Linked DNA regions of Homo sapiens: region 1 is linked to region 2. Evidence: chromatin loops called from intact Hi-C (ENCODE). Cell type or tissue: CD4-positive, alpha-beta T cell. All regions are shown on one strand. Each heading gives the region's core, and the rest is flanking DNA. Links, peaks and the distances in the headings are about the cores only. Region 1 overlaps OXNAD1 (oxidoreductase NAD binding domain containing 1). Region 2 overlaps RFTN1 (raftlin, lipid raft linker 1).

Region 1 (8,333 bases), core at 309-8,308, 45 kb after region 2:
TTAGCCTTGGGACATAGTCCACTCTGCAGCTAAGCAGACCATCCCATTCAAACCCAAGCCTCATCAAGATCACAAGCGGATTATAAGCATTGGAAAATCAGCACCTGGAACTGTAGGATCCCCAAAGGCATCTGCCCCAGGGGCCCAGCCATTTATTAACTAACCACTCTGCCATCAGTATCTCCCCCGTTTCTCATGCCTAGTAACACATTGCTCAATTAAGCCTTGTCCGTCTAAACAGAGTGTCATATTCTGCTGTAACATAAAGGAAAGCTGATTTTATTATCAAAGATCTGAGTTCAAGGACTGAGTCCTTGTCCCTTGAACAAGTCCTTTAAACTTAGGACAACAATATAATTTATCATTCAAGACAGAATAATTTTGAGAGTGAAAGTGAGTGCTATTACACCAGGAACGAGAGGCATAAACCAGGACTATTTCAGGCAAATGAGGAAGCAGGGTCATCCTACCTAAATCTTTGATTCTTAATCCCCTCATCTGTGAAATAGAAATTAAAATCCCTACATGTCCCTCCCAGAATGGTTGTGAGAATCAAGTACCAATCTGTTGTATAATCTGGTGCTTTGTAAACAAAAAGGCAACATACACATAAGATACTGTAGGAAAAGACACAGGCTTCTAAAAGCAAACTAGTACAATAGAAAAAGAATTAGAAAGATTTCCAAAATCAATTAGGTGCATAAAGTCTTCTGATCAGAGTCCCATTAAAATCTGAGGATAGGAGCTTATCTATCATTTTCAATGCTGTAACCCCAGGATCTGGCCCAGGGTCTGGCACATTTCCAAATGAACAAATGAATGCATATGAATTAGTAATTTAAGAAATTCTTTCACTGCCAAACTCTCCCAACAAACTGATGAACAGAGCATATATTGCTCAGTAGGCCAACAGTCTGTAGAGGCCAAGCACGGAATGACCCCCTCCAGTAAAATTTGTCTTGCCTGAACAATCTTTACTGCATTACAGTATTTCTATCTTTATCTCCTTGACATTTCTAGGGTTACTCAGACTGCTTATTCTTTTGATTCTTAAGAATAAAATGAATAAAACTTGAACACAAACATTCCAATGTAATTCAATTCAGAGTTCAGTTTCCTCCATCAGCACAATCTCAGACTACTTACAGTTACAGTCCCAAGTAAGAAGCATAAACATCATAAATGGTCATTCAGTAAACTTTCCAGAGGAAATACATGCCCAAAACCAAAAGAACATTTCTGGGTGAGTATTCCATTTCCTGTCGACTCCAAGAGTAGCAACACAGTCCTTTAGCTAGGAATTCTGAGCTGGAGCTTCCTTTCGTCACTGAGAGACATGTCCTAGGCCCTGCTTCCTCTTTGTAAAATCCAGATGGCATCGTATCCTTAGGCTACCTCATGGACTTGAACTGAAGAGCAAATAACATGTGTAAAGTATACTCACTATACAAATTAAAGGCAAGAATGGAAGACGAGACTATAAGAAGCTGATCCAGTTCTGTTATGGCCAAACCTGAGGTGCCATTCATTTCAACGAGTCCAGGGTCCAGCCCCTACTCTATGGCTAGGAGCACCCTCTGGAGATTGGGGCAAGTTCCTAATGACCATATACTGCTGAGAAAGCCAGATACCATCTAGCTTTCTCCAGTTCCTCCCAACTCTTCGCAGTTCTCATTCTGTATGGGAGAAGAGGGGAAATTAGAAACAGAAGAGGAGGGCCAGGAGCTGTGGCTCATGCCTGTAATCCCAGCACTTTGGGAGGCCGAGGAGGGCAGATCATGAGGTCAGGAGTTCAAGACAAGCCTGGCCAACACAGTGAAACCCCGTCTCTACTAAAAATACAAAAAAAAGTTAGCCGGGCATGGTGGCAGGCGCCTGTAATCCCAGCTACTGGGGAGGCTGAGGCAGGAGAGTCACTTGAACCCGGGAGGCAGAGGTTGCAGTGAGCCAAGATCGCACCATTGCGCTTTTAGCCTGTGCAACAAGAAAGAGACTCTGTCTCAAAAAAAAAAAAAAAGAAAGAAAGAAAAAGAAACAGAAGAGGAGAAGAGATGCAACTAAAAATTTCCTGAAAGGTAGTACCATGATTGGATTTTCCTGTAATTTTCTGACTTGTGGGCACTAAAATTCTCAAGAGTTTGCATTAACTTTCTTTGTAGTTTACCTAAATTTGGCTCAAAATAACCCCCAAAAGTCCCAATAATTTTGTCCTATAAAATTCTGAAATGGAAGAAGGGCCGCCTTGCACCTTTTGCTGGCCCCGGGTCTCCCAGGACCTCATACAAGTGAAACTCAGCTATACAGGACAGCGATTTACTCTACAAATCGCCAGGAACAAAAAAAACAAAGACCAGAAGCTGAGTTTTTACCCATTTCCTCTAAATGACAAAGAAACACTTGAAAAGTGGTAAAAAAAAAAAAAAAAAATAGCAAGATTGATGGGTTTCTAGTAAATACCAGTTACTATGTAGTGACCATTTCACTCCTGACTCTCTTGACATCAGACGGGGGATTTGATATTTAAAACAAAGTACAGTTCCAACAACTTTTTCCTCTGCCTGAAGACAATCAAGTAAAAGATCCTTCTTAAAAAAAAAAAAAATTCACAGAAGAAACAATTGGAAGATGAGAAAAAAGTATGCCTAAAAGCCAAATCAGAAAAATCACTTGTATTAAATGAGGCAAAGAAAAATATAGTTAACACAGATGTGCTCCCTGAACACGCAATTACTTGATTCATCTGCCTTGGTGAAGCCACTGGCTTCTAAAACCAAGAAGTATACAAAATACTTGTTAACTCTTTTCTTTTTGAGACAGAGTCTTACTCTGTTGCCCAGGCTAGAGTGCAGTAGCGCAATCTTGGCTCACTGCAACCTCTGCCTCCCAGGTTCAAGTCAAAATACATGTTAACTCTTAAACTAGTTAAACAAGATTAACTAGGAAACCAGAATCTACGTTGGAAACATCAGTTAACTAAAATATGGATATAGGTGCTTTTCACACATCTTTTGAGTATCTAAATTTTACAACTATTACTTTGATAATTTCAAATTCAGAAGGTATTCAACAGTCTTTGGAAACCCAAGAAGTGCTTGAAATAACTACCAATCATCTTGCTAATCCAAATTTTACAAATATTCCATGAAAATCAGGTCAGCACAGGATAATTCATTCTTATTTAGCACAATTAATCAAACAGTTGAAGAATTAAACACAAATAAATAATCTATTATTGCCATTTTTCTAAACCCGTAGTTAATTCTTTTATATCTGCCCAAAAAGAAACCAGGGAAATGGAAGACATAGACATTGAAGACTCCTTACATAAGGATGTAAACTATGGAAGATTCTTTTCTTTTCTTTTCTTTTTTAAAGAGACAGGGTCTTGCTCTGCCACACAGGCTGGAGTGCAGTGGCACCATAATAGCTTACGTTAGTAACCTTGAACTCCTGGGTTCAAGTGATCCTCCTGCCTCAGCCTCCTGAGTAGCCAGGACTACAAGCACACCGCCATGTCCAGCTAATTTTAACTTTTTGCAGAGACTGGGTCTTGCTATGTTGCCCAAGCTGGTCTTAAACTCCTGGTCTCAAGTGATCCTCCTGTTTCAGCCTCCCAAAGTGCTGGGATTACAGACACGAGCCACTGCGCTTGACCACAAATTGAACATTCTTACTGCAGACAAGACACAACTAAAGAACATTTTTGGCAGAAAGTCTGTAAGCTACATTCTAAGATAACTCTTCCTGACCTACAAACAACAAACTATAGGTAGACTGAAGTCTTTGGAAGTTCTTATAAGACAGCCAAAGCAGGAAAACTGGCTATCTGAAGAAAATGTCAGATGATAAAAAACTGTTTTACAACAGGGGATGTCACTATGATACAGAGTAAAAAGGCTTTAAAGCTATGACTGTTTTATAAGCTTTCTCCAGCCAAATCAAACTTTATGTAAAGGGAACTTTTTCCTGTATAAAGTTCTGATCTTAAGGAACTATGAGAGTGCTCTAATGTTATCAACTGTATCCTGTTCTTAAAATGCTCATTTTTAGAAAAACTAGAGAGTTGTGCTGAAGAGAAAAAGTTTTATTAGTTGATAATTTTCCAAATTAAAGTTAAAATTCGGTGAATAAATGGTACGATTCGGTCATAACATGAAAGAACAAGGGCATGTTCAAAAGAACCTGAAACAGACGTCAGGTTCAGCAATCAGTCCTGGTTTCACCACTGGCATATATGGCTTGGGCAAGTTACTTATCAAGACTGAAGCTCAGTCCCTAATCTATAAAATATTTACTAGATCTCTAATAGTCTGTTTCTTTATAGTTCTTTCCCTTTTTCTTAAGATAATTTTGTTAGAACAGGTTTTCCCTAAGATTAGACATACTTTCATAATACTAGAAGTTGGCTAGAATTTGACATTAACTATTGCATTATCCTCAGTATTTACTGAATTCTGTGTTGCCTGACCTTTTGGCTATAGTTATGTATCTGTTACATAAAGGAAAATACACCTTTTATAATTTTATTCCAGTGGAACCAAACTAAGGAACTGCCCCTTAGCCGAGTTCTCAGGTGAGGTACTTCAAACTTGAAAGAATATGTATATCAGTACTTTATATGTCACTAACCATCATAATACATAGTCATTTAAGCTTAACATACTGTAGTTATAGTTATATTTATAAACCAAAAATTTTAATGAGGTTAATTTTAAATATATTTAAGTATATTTTAGAAATCATAGTTGATATCTTTTGTTTTTTTTTTTTTTTTTAGTGATAGTACAGTGATTTATTGGAAGGGGGAAAGCACACACCCAACAAAAGGGAGTGTGAGCGTACTCAGAGAGAGACGTGCCATTAGCATCTATTTCTTAATAGGTGTAACCTTTAAAGTATGTGCCTGCCTCATTTGTAAACCACAGAATACTGAATACTGTACATTCCCACTTATGTATATTTTATTAAAATTAATAAGCAAGAAATTATAGATAAGTGGTGATAACCTTAGGGAGATAAAGGTCTTTTATTAGGAAACAGAAATGATGGTGATATAAATAAAAATACTGTTTATATCCACACAAATTTGAAAAATGTAAAAGACTTTGTGGTAACAATAAAAATGTGAGAAATAGATATGTTTCCTTAGAATTGGCAGTCAACATAATTAAGTATGTTAATGCCTATGATGGATGCTGTGCAAGTTCCTATTAGTCCGATTCTTAGTCTTTTCATCTGTTAAAAAGAAAATACTGGCCAGGTGTGGTGGCTCATGCCTGTAATCCCAGCACTTTGGGAGGCCAAAGAGAAGGGATCACTTGAGGCCAGGAGTTCAAGACCAGCCTGGGCAACACAGCAAGACCATCTTTACAAAAAATTAAAAATTAGCTGAGCACAATAGTGTGCCTGTAGTCCTCGCTAATCAGGAGGCTTAGGCAGGAGGATCAGTCGAGCTTGGGAGACAGAAGCTGCTGTGAGCCATGACTGTACCCCTGTACCCACTGCACTCCAGCCTGGGTGACAGAGCAAGACTCTGTCTCAAAAAAAAAAAAAAAAAACAAGAAAATACTATTAACTATCTATCTATCTTACCTGTCTTAAAATATTATTATGTATCTTACGGCATAGTTTTGAGAATTCTGTAAGGTAAGAAACAAGTTTTTGGTCCTGGAAAACAGGAGGTGCTCAGTAAATATCAGTTGACGCTAAACAGTAAATAATATACTAATTGTTTGTAAATGCTTGATGATTCTTTTTTGCTTATATTTCACTTAGTTTCTGCAGGCTATTAAAATTAATTGGTCTTGTAAAATAAAATTCTGAAATGAATACTCTAATTCAGGGACTAGCAAATTATTACCTGCAGGCCAAATCTGGGTGTTTGGTAAATGAAATTTGTATACATACTGTCTATGGCTCTTTTCACATTATAAAATCAAAGATTAGAAGTTGTAATTAAGACAGCACGGCCCAAAAAATCTAAAGTATTTACTATCTGGCCTTCTAGGGAAAGATTTTCAACCTCTGCTCTAATTCTACCAGCCTCAAAATACAACAGGAAAGAGCCTGTAAGATAAATCACTTTTTTTTTTCATAATTTGCAAGGCCTTCATTTTATAAAAAGAAATCCTAACAAGTCTCACATTTACAGAATCAGCATTTTTGGTCACTTGAACAAACCAAAAAAAAAGTATTTTCAGATTTATTATTGGAAAAAGTGTACTTCCCCACAAGCTCCTAAATCTACTATGCTAAACTAATTTTACAGACTTCTCAAAAAAAAAAAAAAAAAAAAGAACTTTAAGCTGAATCAACAAACACATTACCCTTAGTCCCAAAGTAACTTTCTGAAAGAAGTTAGCCTTAAAAGTAGGGCCTAAACAATATGCCTTTACATTAAAGTGTATCCTTCTATTAATAGATAAATTTAAATGAGACAATATAATTTCTGCCCATGTTTGTAGAAGTATATAATCCTTCTTTACATGAAATAGTTTTTTTATTGTTAGCTTACATATACTTATAACACTAAGCTAAATATATCTGAGTAAGTGATAAACATTCAAAAAAGCAAAATCAAATATCCGATTTATGTTTTTAAACAAAAATGGGGTTACTCACTGAGGTAAAGGGTGAGGATCCTTTATTTCTCAGCCCTTGACACCCCTTCAGGTGGTAGATTAGCTTTCTATAGTCTGAATATGGTGGAAAAAATCTGTACATTAGAAGGGTAACAAGAGCTCGTCCACTTTCCTTTCTCAGATGTTAGTGCTTTCTCCCTTGATGAAATAAGTTGCTCTAAAGCAGGAATGAGAACAAGAACTTTGAGATGTGACGCAAAAAAAAAAAAAAGACCCCACACAAAAAAACAGAGAAAGGTAAGCTATTCATAAAATGTAGGCTTTAAAGGAAGTTCTAGTGCTAAAACATAACCCTAAACATCATACCTGTGAGGATGGCTCCCTCAGTTGCTGCTCTACTTGCTTCATCAAAAGGTAATCCATTCATTCCAAGTTTAAAGGGAAAAATTTGAGTATCTGTCATCTTTTCAAATCAGATATCAAATGTCCTGCTCAGAAAATTTCTAAATAGAAAAATAACAAACTTCCCAACTCTCCTTCAAAAGGACCAGACTCATCTAATGCTTTACCCATAAGCCAGTCATAACCACATGTAAACGGTCTAGCTGGAAAAACCTGTCATACCCCAAAGATACAAACCTCCCGTCGAAGGACACTTGCAGTTCTCTCCATGTGATCAGTTTTCCTTTTGGATTTCATTATGCTTTAATAGAAAGTAAAATTAGGTTATTACATATTATCCTCATAAAAATAATAAAATTAGTTTTTCCTGAAATATCATGGTTATCCTAAATACAGTGTAACATTACAGATCCTATAAAATGGCCAGTGAGTATCTGCCCGTCTAACTAAAGTTTTGGCCGGGCATGGTGGCTCATGCCTGTAATCTCAGCACTTTGGGAGGCCGAGGCAGGCAGATCATCTGACGTCAGGAGTACGAGACCAGCCTGGCCAACATGGAGAAAGCCTTTCTCTACCAAAAATACAAAAATTAGCTAGGTGTGGTGGTGCACGCCTGTAATCCCAGCTACTCGGGAGGCTAAGACAGGAGAATCACTTGAATCCAGGAGGTGGAGGTTGCAGTGAGCTAAGATCGTGCCACTGCACTCCAGCCCAGGCGACGGAGCAAGACTCCATCTCAGACAAAAAAAACGGTTAACAACCTGACAGCATGCACATTGAAGCTAAGGTGTTACCTTTCCGGGAGTTTGATATGCCTCCCACAACCATCAGCAGGTCGGGTCTCTTTGAAAATTAACTTCAAATGACACAGAAGTCTTAATGACTCACCTGGTTAGAGTAAGGTGGCGCAAAGTGCTGAGTGTCAATCTCAGTGACGCAGCCTCAATACGGATGGCTCCAACAGAGCACCGCAACAACCCAGGAATCATAACAGCAGCACAGGCCATGGCGCTTTCTGGGCAAACAGAAAACTGAAATTTCAAATTGTTTTTTTAAAAGTGGGGAAATATCAGACTATTTTAGAGGGTCAGTGAGGAAGAGTGTGGATTTCTGTTGGTGCTATTATGAGTCAAGTTACCACCAAAGCAGCCAAGAGCCTAACTTCACCTTGACAAAATTTCTGCCACTATTTAGAGTTGACTCAAGGTATCTCCACAATTATGTATATAAGTATGTAATTTTTGGTATTATCAAATATTCATGTTCTCTATCACTTTCTAAAATCTCTGGCCAAGTTCACATGACTAATCTTATGCTATTATAGAAGAGGGGAGATTTTATAACTTCCTG
Region 2 (8,333 bases), core at 143-8,142:
TGGGAGCGGAAGAGTAGAGCAGGCGTCTCTTCTAACCTGTCATAATCCTGTGGGTGGTCTGCTTTGATGAAATTAGGGATGGCAACATCTGTGTCAGGTTTTGGGTTCCTCTAAGGCATAAAGTGGCTCATTCTCAGCTCCGTGTGTTACAGCGAGGGGAGTGTATCCACCAAGCAGATTGTCTTTCTTCAGAGACCTTGTCTACCTCAGAAAATCAAGAAGAAGGAATCGAAGGTAAGAGACTTTGATGGCCTTCCTAGGTTTTCCTCAGCAGGGCTTCATCTTCAGTGGATTTTCTGCAGCATTTGAGGGGGCAGCCTGCTCCAGCTTCCAAGGGCTCGCAGAGCCCAAGGAACACCTGAGCCCCTGGCAACCCGAATCACATCTCAGGCTGCTAAAACGGGACAGCTGAGGGGACTGGAGGGCCTTGTCTGCCATCGTCCTGCTGGGCCGGCCAGAAGGATGGAGGAGAGAGGCTCTTCTGGAGGCTTCAGCCTGCTAGATATTCCCACTAGGATGAAAAGAAGGGCACGAAGTCAGCTGCAGCCTGACCATGGGGTGGGGATGGCTCGAGCTCATGGCCAGTTTCTTTGTGTCTTAATCTCATTATCAGCTAGTTGGAGCTCTGGCCTGCCCTGTTAAGATTCCTTAGGACATTAAAAGTGTGGGGATCTAAGCAGAGACCCTGCCAAAATTTCTTCATGACAGGCCTAGACCCAAAGGCCTCTGTGTGACAGCTGGTGATGCTAGCTGTAGCCTGTGGCAGCAAGTCCTCAGGCCAGGCTGTCCTCAAGAGATCCCCAGGGCCCTTTTCCCCCTCTCCGGACTCTGAACTACCCTAGAAACAGTCGCACAGAGACTGGCCTTCTCAGAGAGTCTTCTCTGTGATTCCTGAAGGTTGAGCACAAGGGCTGTACGAGGTGCAAGTGTCGGCAACCCTTGTGCCAGATGATTCTGATGCTTCCCACCCCACCCTGAGCAGCCTGTGGTGCTTTTCCTGAGGACATTTTCACCAGTTGCTGGGGAAGAGGCCAGTGAGTCGAGTGGACACACCAAAGCCTGAGTCAGGCATCACCTGGATTCAGCTCACTGCACCTTTGATGGCTGAGGCCACATTCTCGGCAGGGCCTGCCTGACCTGCTCGGCTCCTCACTCCTGGCATCACTCCTGCATTCCTCACGCTTGGTTCCTCATGTTCTTTGGACACAGAGCCCTGGGAAGGAGCATCAAGTAAATGAACAGATTGGAGCAGCCCCTCACCAGCCAACAACTCCAGGGGGAGCCCACTTGTGGAAGGAGTGCCAAAGCAATGGTGACTTGAAGCCAGATGGGCTGGAGTGTGGAGGAAGGTCTTTCTCCAGGCTCTGAAGGTGTAATGTGACAGGTGACGGCACAATGGACCAGAAGGGAACTGCCAGCCCACCATCAACCACCAGGAGCAGGCAGCCACCAGCTGGAAGATGGATCGGCTGCAGAGCGCTGTCAGTTTCAGCTCAGCCACAGGCTCACGGGAACTGCATGCATTCAGCAAGTGCAACATTCAACACACAGCACGCAAAGGGCCCCTGTCAGATGCTGACAGACACCCGCTGCAGCCTTACAGAGGGAGATGGTGCCACCTTTGCCTAACAGGTTCCTGGTGGTGGGGCACACAGATTCCAAAGGAGAGACATGTGGTTGGATGTTGGTGTGAAGGTCATGGCATCGCATGCAGGGGGACAAGTCAGTGGAAACTTGAGTCGGCAGGGAGACTTTAGAGATAGATTTGTAAAAGCTGCTGTAATAAGGTTGAACTGACTCTCCTCAGGGAAAATTCAGAGAGGATGGGACCCACTGTTTTTTCAGTCAGTAAAAACTTCTAATCCCAAGCAGCTGTACTCATCTGGGTGGACTGCTTTCTCTTTCCATGTACCTAATTATTTCCTGCCTCATTCCAAGACTGTAGGTGACTGGTGTGGAGCACTTGTTCTACACAAGACCCTCTGGGTCACCTCACAGATGGGAGTCCTCCAGAGAGGGGGGCTTCACAGCCAGACTCCTTGGAAGAATCTTCTGCACTGGGTGTCCCCTCCTCACTCCTCAGCTGACAAGGGTCAGCGTCCTACTCCCACAGGCCTGTGTCCCCTGGTGACCGAGAGTCACTCCATCTAGTCCTCATCATGCCTGAGCTCTTGCAGCCCGGATGTTGGGACCACCCCCACTCCCTGAAGCAGCTTTTCTCTTGGTTCTTTCCCACCTCATTCTCCTGGTTTCCCACTAAGTTCCTCAGGGTTCAGACCCAGCCCCATTTCTCCCTTCACTCTTGCCTCTTCCTTAGAAAATCTCCTTCACCACCTCTGTGCCAATGACCATTCCGCCTGCATTTTCAGCCCTCACTGCACCCCAAGACTCCAGCTCCATCCATCCTGTGGCTCGAGGAAACCTATGACTGTCCCCCTCCCCATACCTCGCCCACCTGGCCAACCGCCACCCTATCTAGAGGAATGGCATTGCACCTTAGGGGCTATCCCTGCTGACCCTCCCCTCTCCTTCCCCTATATTCAATCTATCCTTAAGACCCATCTGTGTTAGGTCCCGGAGGCTCTGGAATCCCTCCACTTCTCTCTACCATCACTCGCCTCAGCTATTCTAATCTCCTAATAATAGATATCCCCTTCAAATAGGTTCCCTATTCAGAGCCCAAGTGATCTGTTAAAAAGGGAACTTGAATCCTGTCATCCCACTGCTCAAAGGAGTTCTAGTTTTGTATGACTCTGAAGACAAAGATGGAAATCAGTACTGTGGCCCTCAAGGCCCCAAGGGATCTGGTCCCTCTTACCTCCTCTGCCAGCCTCCCATTCTCTGTGGCCTCCAGCTCCTCTGTGGCCTCCAGTTCTTCCGTGTCCCCTCTGCCAAGGACATTCTCCTCCTTTCTAGCTCTACTCGAGCATCCTTTTCTCAGAACAGTGCTGTCTCCTTTTATACCAAACCAGACTCCTTTGTACTACCCTGGAAAAGAACCACGTTCTTCTCCTTCAGAGCTCTCCTTTGGGCTTTTAGTTATTTGTGATCATTATTTTATCCTTCCCAGGCAGAGTCAGACATAGTCTCCACAAGAGCAAAGACCTTTTTCCTGTGTTGTGTACCCAGATTTTAGTTGGTGCTCAACAGATACTTGTCGAATCAATGAATGAGTAATCAGCTTCTTAGCGAGGACACACATAGTATGTCTAGCATTAAAACTTAAGAAAAGAAACTGCAAGATTGGCACACCGAGGATGTGGCATATTTAGTCTTCTTTTAATCAGCAACATGGATAGATTTTTCTAATCAGGACTTTTCAGCATTGGAAAGAAACCTCTGTGTACGTGCGTGTGATTTTCAAGGCAAATATTAAACTTCTTCAAAGGGAGTAGGTGATTTCTACAACTCGGGAAGACTTCCTTCCAGCTAAACTACTTGAAGTGGACACATCATGGGCAGTTTTTAAAATGTGCAAATTAAATCCATTGGCTCCTGCTGACATGGAACTCTGGACACACACTGCTGTAAAGTGAAGGATTTCTTTTTTTCTTTTAGACAGTTATTTCTGAATTGGGCGGCTAATTGGATTTGGTGACACACCCAACTGCCACAGATGCTCTGGCTTGGGAAGGCCCCCAACTCAGTGCAACCTGTTTTATCTGCGGCTTGCTGGTTAAGCTCAGAGACTCCCCCGGTCCTACTCAAAACCTGGAGTCCATTCCCCAGGCTGGACTTGCCTGCCTTTAAGTGGTGTGGATGTCAGAGCTCACCTCAGAGGCTCAACTGAAATCTGGCACAGTCCAGGCCTCCTCTTGCTTTCTGAGACGTCTCCTTTTTGAATTGTTGGGATCTGAAACAGTTTTTGTTGTTTGTTTTCTACCATTTGTGTTCTCGTTTTGTATTATATCAGCAGATCAACAAGATGTGATCTTCTACAGGAAACTGGATGTGGCCAGGCATCCAGGGGAAACTATGGAAGCTCTGTTATTTAGCAAGAGCAGCCCCGGAGAGAGTATCTGGGCTCATATTAGATGGAAGGTCTAGCACGTGGTGGAATTGTCCTCAGTTGTACACTGCACAACAGCAGAGGGCGCTATTCACATCAAATACAATATGAATGGGGCCCTGGAGGTGTGCACCGCAGCCCTGGAGGTAGAGACAACCATTTTAGAGATGAGTAACTTGAAACTCAGATTCATAACCTGCCTAAAGACTGACAGCTAATGAGTGCCAGCACTAGGATTTGAACCCATACTATAATGCTTTGACATTTTAGCACTTAAGGCCTCTTAGCCAAAACAATCACCACTTTTTTGGCAACAGTAAAACTTCCTCTGACTTCCCTGAGAGCCAACTGCCTCTCGGAGTACTATACTACACAGGTAGGCTTCACTGGTCCTTTTCTAAAAACACGTAAAATGATATAAAATGTGAAGAGGCTCTGACTGTTTTGGAACATCCATTAAAAAAAAGGAGAGACTCTTACATTTGGGCTGGAATTAAAATGCAACGGCAGCTGCCTAACACAGGGCAGCAGTTACGAACCATAACACGGTGCCTGGAAACTATGGAGGCTTGGTGGAGGCAGCCACGGTCATGCTGAGGGCTAAAATCAGGGGCCTCCTCTGGTGGGTTTGGAGCCTCGAGATGCCTGCCTGGCAGGCTCGGCTTAAGTAGGAGGTGGGTCTGAGACACCACTTAGCCTACAGAGTGATTCCATTATTGGGATCCTCACAGTTTGGGTGGAAGAAGCTCCACCCATCTCCTAAGGGAAGTCTGTCAGCTACAGTACGAGACATTTCAAAAGAAGTCAAAGGAGAAACCCATCCAACATTGTAAGTGAACTCATTTGGGTTTTTTGGGGGATACAGGGTGGGAAAGGACCAGATAAATGTTAAATCCTAACCTCAACATGTATTTCACTCATGTTTCTCTACTTTAATGGAACATTCCATTACCATTCTTATCTAAAAGGTGCTAAATCCAAGAATCCTATAATGTATTAAATCTCAGAATTCTGTGTTTGGGCAAATGTTTTATCTGAGGAAACAGATCTCTACCGTGGAAAACTACAAAAATGGCAGATTTTTAAACATTTACATAGCACATTTTTGGTTTTTCCTAGCAAAGCGCTCAGAATGATTTACAACATACTAAAGCCTTAAGAAATCATTTCCCACTGATGGTGCAACTGCATTCCTGGGCTCCTCTCTCTAGCCCAGCAAGAAATCATAGGAACTGAGAGCTCCCTTTTTCTCTCAATTATATAATGTCTAAGATTTAAGTGCGTATTTGGTGAAACCAATGAGATAACAGCTGAAGCACAAGGAAGTGGCCATGGTGGGAACTGAAAACTAAAACCCCACGTGCACTCTGGGCCACCGAGATGAGAAATTCAGATTGAGAAACTTGGCCGGTCAGTGACGGAGCTGGGGCTCGCTCTCGGGTGGTCTTGCTCCAGAGATTTGATGAGACCCTGGTTGTTGCCCAACTCTATTACTGGCCGCGTGACCTTGGGACTCTGAGCCCCTGACTTCCCTGTCACACCAGGAAATGCTTGGTTGCAGGTTGGGCCCCCGGGAAGCGGCCTCTGAGATTGGAAGTTTTTAGAGGGAGTTACCTTAGAACACTTGTCGGTACAGTAGCGGGCAGAGGGAGAATTTGGGCTGTGATGCAGTCACAATCCCCCAGGTTGGCTTGGAGCTGGGATGGCATTTGCGTTATCCCAAATTGGGATCAGGAAATGGGTTGTTGTATCCCACCTGGGGCAGTCATTGGTTGTAGGTTGCCCTGGTGTGACCCTTCTGTGAGGTGGTGGTCAGCAAAGGGCTATCGGCCTAGCTGGGGAGCGGGCCCGCCAGTCCTGTGGGGGGATCTGAGCGGTACAGCACAGTGTCTGCCCCATGTTCTGGGCCCTGCCTTACTCAGGTGACCTAGTGAGAGAATGCCAGCCCCGTGCCTGGTAATCCTCAGCCTGCTCAGAATGGAAATGAGTAGCTGCAGCTCTGGCTCTTACTGGGGGCAGGCCTCACATCTCCTCTCCATCCTGGCCCTCCAAATGATAGGACTTTAGGAGCCCTTTCCTATGTGGGCCTTTGGTATAGAGCCAGTCAAAAGAAATACTGCTCTGCCCCAACAGAACCTGAAATCTACATCTAAAATACACATCCTGGAAGGTGTGGTGCAGGCTCTTGGGGTGGGTGTGATGTGATAGTGTGCGATTCAAGTTTGGTGCCTGTACTGCCTGGCTGGGGGATGCTGGGAATTGTATGTCTCACTCAGACATGGTGTGGGTATGAATGCAAACAAGGCTTTGGGTGAAGCTCTGGGTTCCCGGAGGCTTGTTATTTATCCCCATCCTTTCTGATTTCTAGTTTCAGTGGCGATTCTCCAGAGAAGAAATGCACAACAGGCAGATGAGGAAATCAAAAGGTAAACTCAGTGCCAGAGACAAACAACAAGCAGAAGAAAATGAGAAGAACTTAGAAGACCAGTCTTCCAAAGCTGGAGACATGGGAAACTGTGTTTCAGGACAGCAGCAGGAGGGTGGAGTCTCCGAGGAGATGAAGGGCCCTGTCCAAGAGGACAAGGGAGAACAGCTGTCCCCTGGTGGCCTGCTGTGTGGGGTGGGTGTGGAGGGTGAGGCTGTGCAGAATGGTCCTGCCAGCCACAGCAGGGCCCTGGTGGGGATTTGCACTGGGCACTCCAATCCTGGAGAGGATGCCAGGGACGGGGATGCTGAGGAAGTCAGAGAGCTTGGTACGGTTGAAGAAAACTGAGTCTTGGGCAATTTGTGCTAAAACTAGGTGAGTTGCCAAACCCAAGGCATCTTACCAACAGCTGGTTTGGGGGCTGGTTTCCCTGGTGTTGTGTGTTACCTACCCTTTGGCTTGGCTTGACCTCTCCTTGTGAGCTCACCTGAGCCCTCCCAGGGCCAGGTTCCTGACAGTGTTGGTTTTTGCACATCCACTGGAAAGGTGTCATTAATGACCCAGTGTTAGAATGCAAGAGGTCAGGTTATTCTAGCCCTCATGGCTGAAGGCCCAGTCCTGGCTCCACCACTCCTCCAGCCAGAGGGTCTGGACCATCCAGTGCCTGTCCTCGCCACAGGGCCTCCAGGGAGCATTCGGGTCAAATCCATGGACACCCTGGGCTACAAACCAAGGCTGCTGTTCATCCCACATCGTGTGGGGCAGTGTCCATCCCCTGCAGCTACTTGGTGACTTAACAACTCCAGGAGCCCTGTCAGCTGCCCTCCTCCACCTAAACCCCTTCGACTCTTCTGCTTTGACAAAGAAAATGACATTGGGGAGGGGAGGTGCTCCGCCTCCCAGCTTTTCTCAAAATAGTCCTATAGATACTGGTAATCTGGAAATGAAGAAGTAATTCTGTCTCTGCACCTACTTTTGCAGAATGTTCAAGGAAGTATTCTGTGTTAGTATTAATGCCAAAAAGTTGTTTTTAAAGGTTTTGTACTCAGCACATCATACAAACCACATTACTTCTGTCACTTCAGGGCATCGGGACTGGCTGGCGCCCTTGTTATGTGCTATTTTAATCAGTGTAACATTGGTCAAGTTGTTACCCATGTATGCTGTGTTTATCATGTGTATATCGTCCAGAAAGTATTAAGGCTTTAGGTAGATGCAACTGGCGAACCTTGGAGAGGGAATGCTGATTGTCTTGACCAAACCCACAGCCTGTCTCTTCTCTTGTTTAGTTACTTACGGCAATAAATCATCTATGAGTTAGTGCACCGTGAGGATTGAGTGTTTATCGTGTCACTAGGAACAGTCCTGGCCTCATGTCCAAAGGATTCCAGCCCACACCCCCCATTCACTATAAGTTTCTAACTCCTGGCAGCATGATGACGTGGTGGAGGAAGACAAAGTTCCCATGGAAAGCTGCAGAGCCAGCTAGGCTTGCTGTGCTTTCTCGTCATTTGTAGAAAGAGATGGCAAGTGGAACTCAGATGCCACCAGGTAAGTAAGGGGTACAGCCACCTCCCATTTCTGGGATGGTGGAGACAAATACCTTTTTAAAATAAGCAAAAAACCTTACATCAGTGTCTAACAAACATTGTTTCCAAGCTTTTAAGTAAATTAGTGAGGCAAGTTATTTCTGAATAACTTTTTAAATTAGTGAGGCAAGTCTTTTCCCTTTGCAAGTTTATTAAAATAAAACATTTGTAGGCCAGGCATGGTGGCTCATGCCTGTAATCCCAGCACTTTGGGAGGCTGAGGCAGGCTGATCACCTGAGGTCAGGAGTTCGAGACCAGCCTGGCCAACGTGGTGAAACCCCGTCTCTACTAAAAATACAAAAATTAGCT

Evidence for each region. Peaks named below come from ENCODE experiments on the same cell type or tissue, not always from the same donor. Only the 100,000 strongest peaks of a DNase experiment are listed, where the experiment ranks them.
Region 1: a loop joins it to region 2, with 2.4 times the contacts of the local background. A loop is called at or near these places in 10 of 110 quality-filtered maps.

Annotation. Positions count from the first base shown.
Region 1 is chr3:16,270,610-16,278,942 of GRCh38, reverse strand. It overlaps OXNAD1 (oxidoreductase NAD binding domain containing 1), which reads right to left. Exons shown (of 9, transcript NM_138381.5): 3 at 7,872-7,998; 4 at 7,221-7,284. The coding sequence starts at 7,990. It also overlaps the pseudogene THAP5P2. Among named protein-coding and RNA genes, the nearest start is that of OXNAD1, 9.6 kb to the right of the region's middle. In CD4-positive, alpha-beta T cell, for the core only: no CTCF peak of the experiment used is centred there; no DNase peak of the experiment used is centred there.
Region 2 is chr3:16,315,277-16,323,609 of GRCh38, reverse strand. It overlaps RFTN1 (raftlin, lipid raft linker 1), which reads left to right. Exons shown (of 10, transcript NM_015150.2): 9 at 153-234; 10 at 6,378-7,765. The coding sequence ends at 6,782. It also overlaps a transcript of OXNAD1 not described here. Among named protein-coding and RNA genes, the nearest start is that of OXNAD1, 54 kb to the right of the region's middle. In CD4-positive, alpha-beta T cell, for the core only: a CTCF peak has its summit at 4,072 (motif pointing right); a DNase peak (open chromatin) is centred at 4,109; H3K27ac peaks cover 4,165 bases.